Regions from separate parts of the Mus musculus genome. Here region 2 is linked to region 1. A link is a loop called in an ENCODE intact Hi-C map of the cell type or tissue named here. Cell type or tissue: heart. All regions are shown on one strand. Links, peaks and the distances in the headings refer to the core of each region. The heading gives the core; the rest is flanking DNA. Region 1 holds the start of Cc2d1b (coiled-coil and C2 domain containing 1B). Region 2 holds the start of Btf3l4 (basic transcription factor 3-like 4).

Region 1 (5,370 bases), core at 86-5,085:
AATAACAGCTGGGCATGACTTCATGAGTTTGTAACCCCAGCATTGGGGAGAAGCGACTGGGGATTCCAAGAGCTCACTATCAGCAAGACTAAGCTGAAACAGCTTCCAGTTCAGTGAGAGACCTTATGTCAAGGGAATAAGGTGAGGATGGAAAGCTGCAGATGAAAATGCGAGGTCCTAAATGAGCATGACATACAAAACATGCTCACAAGCACAACTCCAAACCCATTTTTCTATCATCTGAGCACGACAATAGCCTCCAGGAAAACTATGTGTAGAGACGTAAGAAAACAGTGTAGGGCTGGAGAGATGGCTCAACGGGTAAGAGCACTGACTGCTCTTCCGAAAGTCCTGAGTTCAAATCTCAGCAACCACATGGTGGCTCACAACCATCTGCAATGAGATCTAATGCCCTCTTCTGGTGTGTCTGAAGACAGCTACAGTGCACTCACATATAATTAATTAATTAATTTTTTAAAAGGCTTGTGCTAGCATACCCATTGTTTAAAAAAAGAAAAAGAGAACAGTGTAAAGTTTATTTTGACATAATTGGCACAATGGTGATTCTTTGCCATTATCCACTTACATGTGGTGAGTTTTTTTTTTTTTTTCCTTCTGCACTGGTCCCTCTGGCCATTATCCACTCTTAACCCTCCTTGTTCTATTATTATAAACTATCTCCTAAATTATACTCTGGCTCATTTGAGTCTGTTATGTGGGAAACACAAGATCTGGGAGCCTGTGGCAGGCCGGAGTGAGAGTCCAGTAAGAGGACAGATCCCCACTGAAAAGGAACTGTTGCAGAATGGGAGATGAAGTCAGTGGCCACATCTCCTGTTAATTTACATACACGGGTATGACTAGGTCTGGGAGGTAGCTGGACTGGCAGGGTGCTTCTAGCAGGAACAAATCTCTGTGTCTCATCGACAGCACCTCAGAAGTCCCAGAGGTGTAATGCCTGCACTAGGAGATGCAGACAGGAGGATCACAAATTCCATGTCATCCTTCACTACAAATCAAATTCAAGGTCAGGATTGAGTACACGAAAGTTTCAAACAAACCAGCCAGGTGGTGGTGGTGCACTCTTTAAGCCCAGCACTCAGGAGGTAGAGGCAGGTGGGTCTGTGTGACCTTGAAAACAATCAAATGAAAAAACCCAAAGCTGTAGGAATCACTATCTACTGTGTATTATTTGTGTGTGTTAATTTGAATGTCGGAGTGCAGGCAGGCCTGCATCTGTGTAGGGTCAGAAGACAACTTCTGGAAGTTGCCTTAGTAAGGCAGTTTATGAGTCAGAGTTCTTACTATGTAGCCCTGGCTGGCCTAAACTAGACCAGCTGCAGGCAAACTAAAGGACTCTGCCTCTGCCTCCCGAGTGCTGAGATTTAATGCATGCGCCACCACGAGGGCTGCAGAACTGATCTATCAGAACTGAAGCCTGCAGTCTCTCCACGAAGTGAGACTACGCACGTGGTGTGGGGTATCTCGGGGTTTGGTCTATCTGCAGGTCAGTTCCATCAATCCCCATATAACAGGACTCCTTGAGGTAGAGGCGACCCTTCAGCTTGCAGGGATGCTCCGGCCTCAGTTAATCGAGGGCTTTGGTTCCTCTAATCTGAAGTTTTGTCCTGCCCTCTGACTAGAAAGGAGCTCTATTTCCCAGAGAGCTGGTTTTCCGTGCCTAAGCTGCACAGACTGGAGGAAGCCGCATCCTCCAGGATCTCAGCACAGGGACGCGGCTCGGCTGCCTATTGGTAGCCAGTAGGACGCGGAAGCGCCGGGGCGCGCGAAGAGAACCAGGTAAGAGGCCTCTCGGAGAAACTACGGCAGGAATGGGGCACGCCTACCGTGGGTGAAGGACGCAGCACGCCACACCTCACGACGCTGCCGCCAGCCGGTATCGCGTTACCTGCTCCAAGATGCCTGCGCGCAGCCGGCCCCACCCTCGGCGTCACCTGTGGGCGCGCCCCGCCCGCTTCCCCGCGCACATGCGCACGGCGACCCGCCGGCTGTGGTGTCACGTGCCGGGCGCCTGCCACCGCCTCCTGGGCGGGAGCTTCCTGTGGCTGTCTCCGCCGCGGCCGCCCGGGGGCCGCGGAAAGCTAGGCGGTTCCGGGCTCGAGAAGGCCCGGTTTTGGTTCGGATCCGCCGCGAGGTATGCCACGTGCCCGCTTCCCGGCGTGTGGACTCTGGGGGCGGCCGGGGAGATAGAGGCGGCTTGGGTCGGGCCGGGCGGAGCCTGGCATCGGGAGGGCCGCGACCGGCCTGCGGCAGCGGAGCATCTCATTCTCCCGAGCTCCTTCACTCCCGCACCCCACCCCGGCTGACGCTTCGCTGTTGACTGCAGTCCGAAATGTGACACTTGGAGTGGCTTACGCCTGTGCGCTCACACCAGGGAACCTCGCAGCCCTGTTGATTCCCGCTCCGGACGCGGGATCGTGTCTTGTTTCTTAATCCCCACGCCACCTCACGCTTCTTCATAGATTTGCAAGATGCTCAGGGCTGAGGTTTCCCGCCCTATATGATCTCCCACTTCCCTGGGCACCTTCTGCATCAACCCATAATGCTTCCCAGTGTCTAACGCCCAAGTGTCTTTAAAGCCTTAAAGCTGTTTCTCTTTCTCCCCTAGTTCATGCCTTCATTTCTAGCCTTACGGTTTGGTTTATGCCTCCGTGGTGCTGGGCGTTTCTTCTCCTTGTGTAGGCCAAGCCAGTTCTCACCTCAGAACTGGTGTCAGTTCGTTTGATTTGCTTGGAGTTCTGCTATTCCCCAGTGTGCAAACTTCATGACTCAGCACAGGCATCGTCCTCTCCTAGATGTCTTTTCTATGTCCTCGATAAGGGGCTGCCTCTTGCACCCATTGTCCCTGCAGCTGCTCTGTGGTCGTTGTCTGCCCATGGGTCTGTTTCCTTGAAGCCTGAGGTAGGAGCAAATGAGTTCCTTCCAGTGCTGGACAGGTGGTGCTACAGTACCCGCTGACCACTTGTGACACCTTTCAGAGGATCTGAATACTGAATCAGGTGCAGAGTGCCCACGGGAACTGATGATGAGAACGATCCATGCCTGTGCTGCCCAGTGGTACCCATTAATCAGATTCACCTACTGAGCACTTGAAATCTGTCTGGTATGACTGAGGAGCTGAATTTTTAATTTAAATGTAAATAGACACATTATTTGCAGAACAGACAGCCTGTCCTGGAACTCACTCTGTAGACCAGGCTGGCCTCGAACTCAGAAATCCGCCTGCCTCTGCCTCCCGAGTGCTGGGATTAAAGGCGTGTGCCACCACGCCCGGCGACAGCACTGCTTTTAAAAGCCTTTCCAAACCATTGTACCTCAAATTGCTTCCATAAGTCTGCCTTCCATGGTCACCAGTCAGTTCAGAAATTGTGTTTCCACCCCCACCCCCCATATCCCTCTGTTGACAGTGGTCCCCTGCCTTCCGTCCCCTACCTCTCCTTGCCTCTGTGCTATTAATTATAAAGTGGTGTTTTAGCCCGTGGGAGTAAGTTCCCTAACCACGGGTACCACTGTTGGGGGCCATATATCATCATCTATTCCAGTCTGAGTCTCTTCAACTTTACACCTGATAGGTATCTAGCCTGCCAAGATGCCAGGGCCAAGACCTCGGAAGGGCCCTAAGACCAGTGGCCAGGGTGCTGAGACTGCCAAGCAGGTATGGATGTGGTCTCCTTCACCCCGGGTCCACATGGAGTATGGATCTCTAAACATTTGTGGCTAAAGAAATGGCTCAGTGGTTAAGAGTGCGAGCTGCTTGCTACTTAGTGGCTTACGACCACAGCCACCTCCAGTTCTAGGGGATCCAACGCCCTCTTTTGGCCTCCATCGGCACTGCAGCCACATGCTGTACATACATATATATGGGAACAACTATCATACACATTTATTTTAAAAAACTGAAAAATCAAAACAACAATAACAACAGCAACAGAACCAGTTAAGGTTGGGTTGACTATGAGTAGTCAAAATAATGGACATAGAAAATAAGGTGGAAAGGGGAAGATGGGTTAGTGTTTCCTAGATGTATGATCAGGTTTTGCGTGTGAATTCTGTGAGTGGGTTGGAGTGATGGTTGCAAAACAATGGGAATGTATAATGTTCCTTAGCTTCACACTTGAACATAGGTAGGACAGCAGATTTCATGCTATGTGTTTACTACAATTAAATCTGGGGGGCTGGAGAGATGGCTTAGCTGCTCTTCCAGAGGTCCCGAATGGTGGCTTCCGACCATTTGTAAATACAGTTCCAGGGGAATCCAACACCCTCACACAGACAGACATGCAGGCAAAACACCAGGCACAGAAAATAAAAATAGGTCATTTAAAAAAGATTAAATGTGGTACATCATCCCACTACTAAGGAGGCAGAAGCACGAAGATTGTGAGTTCAAGGCCAGCTTAGGTTATACACTGAAAGCACGCCTCAAATTGCTCCCTTCTCCCCACAACAGAAGATCGGCTACATGTATGGTAGTATCTCTCAAGATGATAAGAATTAACTAATGATGAATAATGCTAAGCGTTGTGCCCAGCAGCTGTTGCTGTTTTTGTTAATTATGATAGTGGCTTCTTTTAAAACGTCTCCATCTTTTAGATGTTTCCTTCTCTGCACACTGGGCCTCGCTCAGAGTGGGGATGGAGCTCAGGGCTTTGCACGCCACATGACTGCTCTTCCACCGAGCTTTTTACTTTGGCACAAGTTCTCTCAAGTTGCCTAGGCTGACTTTGAACTTCTATGTATCCCAGGCAGATACTGAACCTGGAGGCTTCCTGCCTTGTCTCCCCAGTGCTAGGATTATAAGTATGTACTACTGCGCGTAATTTCATTATGTGATTTTTTTTTTAAAAGACAGAATCTCGTGCACAGCATAGGTTATCCTTGACCCCCTGATTATCCTGCCTTCACTTCCCACATGCTGGAATTGCAAGCATGTGCCACAATGCCAAGCTCTATTCGGTGATTTTACCTTTCTTTTTTTGTTGTTTATTTAGTGAGATGGTTTCCATTTCTAGTGTGGAACTCACTAGTTAGATCAGATTGGCCTTAAACTTGGGATGGTTCTCCGGTTCTCTCAAGATCTGATTTGTTATGTAATTTTAAAAACAATTATTTGTATGTCTGTGTGAATGCATGGCACATGCGTGGCTCAGATCCCTGGGCTGGAGATGCAGATGGTTATGAAACATCTACTGTGGTGCTAGGAACTGCTCACTCAGGTCGGGAGGAAGCACTCTACTACTGCACCATCTCTCCAGCCCTTTGATATCCTGGAGAACCCTTCTCTGGGTACTACAGAGATGGCTTTTTTGTTAAGAGCACTTAGGTGTGGTTCCCAGCACCCATATAGAA
Region 2 (5,370 bases), core at 46-5,045, 210 kb after region 1:
TCTGTACTGAAGCTGAACTTAAAGAACTGACCTGTATATATCGCAGCTGTAAGGCTGAATCCATTTCACAAATAAAAATTAGAACCTATGGCTTCTCACTTTGTTCAACATTGTATCACAATGGTCAAGCAGGTAAAAGCTTTTGCATGGGAGTTGTGTGTAGAATCCAAACAGTCTTTTAGGTGTGTGCCAATCTTAGCTGTGCAGCAGACTGAAATGTGCTGATAGAAACCTCAACCTTGCATTCAAACATCCACAAAAGAGCTACAGCCATGAACTTATAGTGAAATAACACAGCACTTAAGGAATTTCTTGCAAAAAGGAGGTCAGGAGAGAATATTAAAACTAAGCACAGGACTAGCCCTTTGTGACTATTTGCATTTTAGGTAACATTCCTAAAGAAAAGAGTTGGCAGTTGGAAAGATAAGACAAAAAGTCCAGACTTATTTGAAGCAAAAGCAAAGCCCAAATTAACTCTTTCTTATGGTGTAAATGAAAGAATAATTCCATTTCAGGTGGTCAGTATAATTAAGAAATCTTATTCCTAAGGAGTATTTTATGGAAAAGACATAATTTTAGGGCATCTAGAAGCTTAAAGCAGCAGGGGAAGGAGAAATATGGCCTTTTGTCCAACAGCAAGTTGGGCTGTGTAGGATTCTAATAGAAAAAGACATTTAGACTCAGCCTGAGACCTAAAAGGTCACCTGGTTTAATCCCTACTTAATATCTTTAATGTACCTGTCATTCTTGTTTCAAGTGTGAGGTCATCTCAGATACCTGTTAGTGCAGCAGGGCATAAATTATAAACAAAATTGTTAGCTGCCTGGAAGGCCTGGAAAGTTCCTCTCTGTGTCCCAAAGGGAGAAATGACTTTCAAGGGCCACATGATCACTGAGTGAATATCCACGAATCCTTTCTGCACTTTTCTCAAGGACTTCCAAAAAGAGTATACAGAGATGAATCAATATTTATTGGATGCCCAAATTATAAGCATCCAAGTACTTTAATCATGTTTACAAAGATAAAAATAATTTGAATTTTCAGCCCTGACTTTTTATGTGAGGTTTTACCACTTAGGGCTTTGGAAAGGTATTTAGGTTCTTTGTACTTGTGTTTGTTTCTCCCGCATTAAAAAAAGTATACCATCGCATACTTTACTGAGTTGAAGGCTAAAGCATAGATTATCAAGTTCAGGTAAGACACTCAGTAGTTGGTAACTATTGTTACCATTCTTCCAGAGGGCCACTAATTAGGTATAATGAAAGAACGTGGGAACGGAAGTTGAAACCGCCATTCACCAGCTGTGTAACACTGTGCCTGGCGATCAATCATCAGGCAGTGTGAAGAGGTTATAAGGATAGGTAACTGTCTCAAAATTAAGAGAGACTTGTAAACAAGCACTTCTATTACAAAGTGAAGAGCGCTGCAACCTAGTTCGGCCCCAAGAGCTTGGTGGCCGGGTGCTAACCTCAGTTTGGGAGGAGCAAAAGAGATGACAACAGATCTGCTGCTCAAAGCGTCTGACACTGTTGTTGTGAATAATGAGTGATGGACGAGGAGGGTTCTACCCTCCTGGGTCTGGACCTGAGCGGCCAGAGCCCGGGCCCGGCTCCTCCACAGCGGGCGGTGGTGCTGGGGACCTTCCCTCAGGTGCCGACCCCCAGCTGCGCCGCCCGTAACCGACAGGCCCGGCCGGCCGCCTCCGCCCCCACTCGCCGCGCCACGGCGGAAGTGGCAGCCGGAGCGGACGGCGGGTGTCGAGAGGGGAGGGCGGGGGGAGACCGTGCGCAGCGGCCGGAGGCCGTGGGGTGGCGGGCCCGCCGGGGGTCTCACCTGCAGCGGGGAGGGTCCTCCAACACCAGCACGCGGCAAGAGCAAGATGGCTGCCTCAGCTGAGACAGAGAAAGACCGCGGCGGCAGCGGCGGCGGCGGCGGGAGAGGCCCACGTGACGCACGGCCCCGCCTCGACCGCGGGAGGGAGGCGGGGTGGGGGTGGGTACGGCAACTGCGCGCCTGCCTCCCGACTACAAAGCCCAGCATGCCTCGCGCACCTCACTATTCTGATTGGCGGCCGGGCTGCTTCCTGGAGGAGGCGGCGGTCCCCTTGGCGTCCCATTGTGTCTGCGCTTACCTTTTGTCTTGGATTTAACAGAAGGGTGGTGTGGGGTCTAGTTCGGGTTGTACACCTTGGATGTCCTTCACTAAGCATTGAGCTCTAATGGACTCTCATCAGGAGGGAAAGTCGGCAGTTGACTTGTTAGGTAGTAACTCGACCCAATACAAAAAGCAACAGACTTAACGGAAAGAAGCTTTACACTTTACGTGCTTGAGATGACTTATGTCCCAGTTCCCTCGGACTACCTCTTCAGTTGTGCAATAAAAGGCCCCAAGCATGGTTTTCTTGGACCTTATGTCAGTTGGTTGCATCATGCCTGAGTGGAAGTCCTGCGAATGCGAGTGGGGGTGGGGGGAAGGGTCCAGCGCTTCTCCAAAGTGCTTGCCTGCAAGACACAGACGCGTGCACAGCGAAACGGGCTTACCGAGTCTCTTTGGAATCCCAAACAGAAATCTAACAATGAAATGCTGTTGTCCAGTATTTTTAACTTGTGCGAGGGGGCGGGAAATTCCAAGCCCTCTGTTGTGATAGGCTGATCTCAAAGATAATAATTTGCATTTTGAATATTTAGTGTAGTGGTCCATTGGAGGGAGGGGCTAGGCTAGAGGTCAGACGTAATTAACAACGGTTTTCCTGAACCTTTCCCCAGCCCTCACCAATTCGGGCCACCTCATCCGGCTGTTTCTTTAAGCCTGGATATCAAGGACTTAGGGAAAGCAAACTCGAGATGTACTCCCACATCCTTCTACGTGATCTGCACCTTTAAACTTACTCCATTCCAAAGCGGACCCTCGAGGCACCGCCCACATCCGTCTAACATCACTTCCTTCAGTGTTTGGCTAGGAAAAAAAAAAAAAAAAAAAAATCTGGGAATCCGAGGGGTTGGGCTGAACGGCGATAAGGGGGCAGAGCGGAGCTTCTGCTGGAAATCCTGTTCCCTCAATCCGGTGGCTCTGTGCAACTACCACCGTGGAGATGTCGCTTCGTTTCGGGGCCACCTGTTTGCTGAGCTTCAGTTTCCTGCTCCTCATCACTTCTTCAGACGGACGCACTGGGCTTGGAAAGGGTCAGACCTCATTCTTACCGTAATCTTTACGGACCCCGGGCCTTCTTAACACTTTATTTTCTCACTGTATCTTAGGCCACTTTAGATTCCTTTTTATCTTCCCCAACTGCTTTTGTGGATTTCTCGGGGTCAGGAGTACCAGGTCCGGGAGAGGGTTTAAGAGAAGGAAGTTGTACTTGAGGGCGCTCTTAATTCTTGGGATTGAGAAGATATGGCCCTTAAATTAGGACTAGGTTGTTTAAGAGTCCATTCATGTGTCATGTTAGGCGCTTGGGACGCCTCCAGGAACCGTCACCTTCCCGCCAGAAGAAATAGGTCGCTTGGGAAGCCCTCAGGAACCGTCACCTTTCCGCCAGAAGAAAAAGGGTCGCTGGTGACCTGTAGTGGTCGCTTGAGTCTGAAGATTCCTCACCACGTTCCCCCGTACCCCCAAGACCCGGTTCCCTATTCCCCCAAGAGATGCAGAAAAAAGAGCAAATGAAAGGTAGACCTTTTGCTAGGTCACCAACAGTTGGTTTTGGTGTGGCTCAGCTAGTGTGTTGGAAGAAACTGATTTCTTTAGAGCGATGGATCAGTGGTTATCAATGAAGGTTAGGAAGTAAGGACCCCCAACTCCGTGTATTACCAGCCCTATTTCTAAACTTGAACACCTTCTCATCAGTTGGGTTTTTTGTTTGTTTGTTTTGGCAGCTGAATTGACTAACTGGTTGAGTTATAAATGGATTCCAGCCCTGCTTTGGATGGTTTGTGTTATGACCTTTACTGTATGGGATTTTTCTGATGCTGGTGGTGTGTGTGTGCTTCAGTGTGGTGTCTGCCCGCCTGTTTTCTGGTACACATGACTAGGCCATAAGAGGATATTGGGTGTTTTCCTCTTCTGCTTGTTCTCCACCTTATGAAACAGCCTCATTGAATTTGAGTTCACCATTTAGGCTAGAGGAGCCCTGTGTGTGTGCGCGTGTGTGTGTTTAGGTAAATGTGTGGCCCAAGGAGGCCAGAAAAGGGTGTCAGTCCCCCTGGAGGTGGAGGTGCAGGCAGTTGTGATCTGCCTCTAACATGGGAACTGAACTTGAGTCCACTGAAGAGCAGCAGGTTCTTTTCTGGTCCCAGCCCCTATTTGTTTGTTTGTTTGGTTGGTTTTTTGAGACAGGGTTTCTCTATAGCCCTGGCTGTCCTGGAACTCACTCTGTAGACCAGGCTGGCCTGGAACTCAGAAATCCTCCTGCCTCTGCCTCCCGAGTGCTGGGATTAAAGGCGTGCGCCATCACTGCCCAGCTGTTTGTTTTTAGAGCTCTTTATCTTTACATTCATTGGTGGGCATTGAGACTGAGTGGAAATTCAATGAGTCACCTCAGTTCAGTATTGATTTTCGATCATCAGCCATGTTTTGATCATTGACTCGGGTACTAGAGACATGACAATGAAGAGAACAAACAAGGTTCTTGCTTTCACTGGGTGTATATTTAAGTCAGAGAGTGCAATAGGATAGATCTACGACAGATTAATAAAAGAATTTCAGCTTATATAATACTGTGGTAGATTGGGAAGTACAGACTGAGGAGGGTAAGGGCGCTGGCATCTACCTGAATTAGGAGGGTGAGAAAAAGCTTTTCTTTTCTTTCTTTCTTACTTTTTTTTTGGGGGGGGGGTGAGAGACAGGGTTTCTCTGCAGCCCAGGTTGTCCTGGAACTCACTCTGTAGACCAGGCTGGCTTCGAACTCAGAAATCCGTCTGCCTCTGCCTCCTGAGTGCTAGGATTAAAGGTGTGTGCCACCATGCCTGGCAAAGCTTTTTCTTTCTTTTCTTTTTTCTTTTGAGAAAGAAGTTTTTCTAAGGTGATATGTGGGTTTCTGCCTATGAAGGAAGTGCTGAAAACTGCACAATGGGTCCTATTAAGTCAAAATGTTCCAAATACTGATGATCCTATTGTAAAACAGGCCGCTGTGTATTTAGAATAGAACTGTATATACAGAGGGAGACTGGAGTGCTAGGGTGTATGCAGAGCTGAGTTTCAATGTGTTCTGCCAGTGACCAGACGAGATGCCTGTGACAAGTAGCTTAATCTCTCTCATGCCTCTGTTCCTCAGCTGCAAAATGGGTGTGATTGTTACCCCAGACACTCAACACATAACAAACCCTGCTCAATCGACTGTTGAATGCATATAACATTATGAAGTGTTGTGTGAGT

The links. Hi-C counts contacts between places; a loop is a spot of excess contacts. Peaks named below come from ENCODE experiments on the same cell type or tissue, not always from the same donor. Only the 100,000 strongest peaks of a DNase experiment are listed, where the experiment ranks them.
Region 2: it touches region 1 in a loop (4-fold over the local background); 2 of 42 quality-filtered maps call a loop at or near these places.

Annotation. Positions count from the first base shown.
Region 1 is chr4:108,617,919-108,623,288 of GRCm38, forward strand. It overlaps Cc2d1b (coiled-coil and C2 domain containing 1B), which reads left to right and starts at 2,038. Exons shown (of 25, transcript NM_177045.3): 1 at 2,038-2,155; 2 at 3,594-3,676. The coding sequence starts at 3,611. Gm12743 (a long non-coding RNA gene) reads right to left here and starts at 1,937. Exons shown (of 3, transcript XR_003955254.1): 1 at 1,848-1,937. In heart, for the core only: CTCF peaks have their summits at 2,108 and 3,827 (motif pointing left); a DNase peak (open chromatin) is centred at 1,973; H3K4me3 peaks cover 2,035 bases; H3K27ac peaks cover 1,994 bases.
Region 2 is chr4:108,831,675-108,837,044 of GRCm38, forward strand. Btf3l4 (basic transcription factor 3-like 4) reads right to left here and starts at 1,966. Exons shown (of 6, transcript NM_027453.3): 1 at 1,834-1,966. Txndc12 (thioredoxin domain containing 12 (endoplasmic reticulum)) reads left to right here and starts at 3,004. Exons shown (of 7, transcript NM_025334.3): 1 at 3,004-3,182. The coding sequence starts at 3,092. In heart, for the core only: a CTCF peak has its summit at 3,033; DNase peaks (open chromatin) are centred at 1,977, 2,917 and 3,467; H3K4me3 peaks cover 4,623 bases; H3K27ac peaks cover 4,060 bases.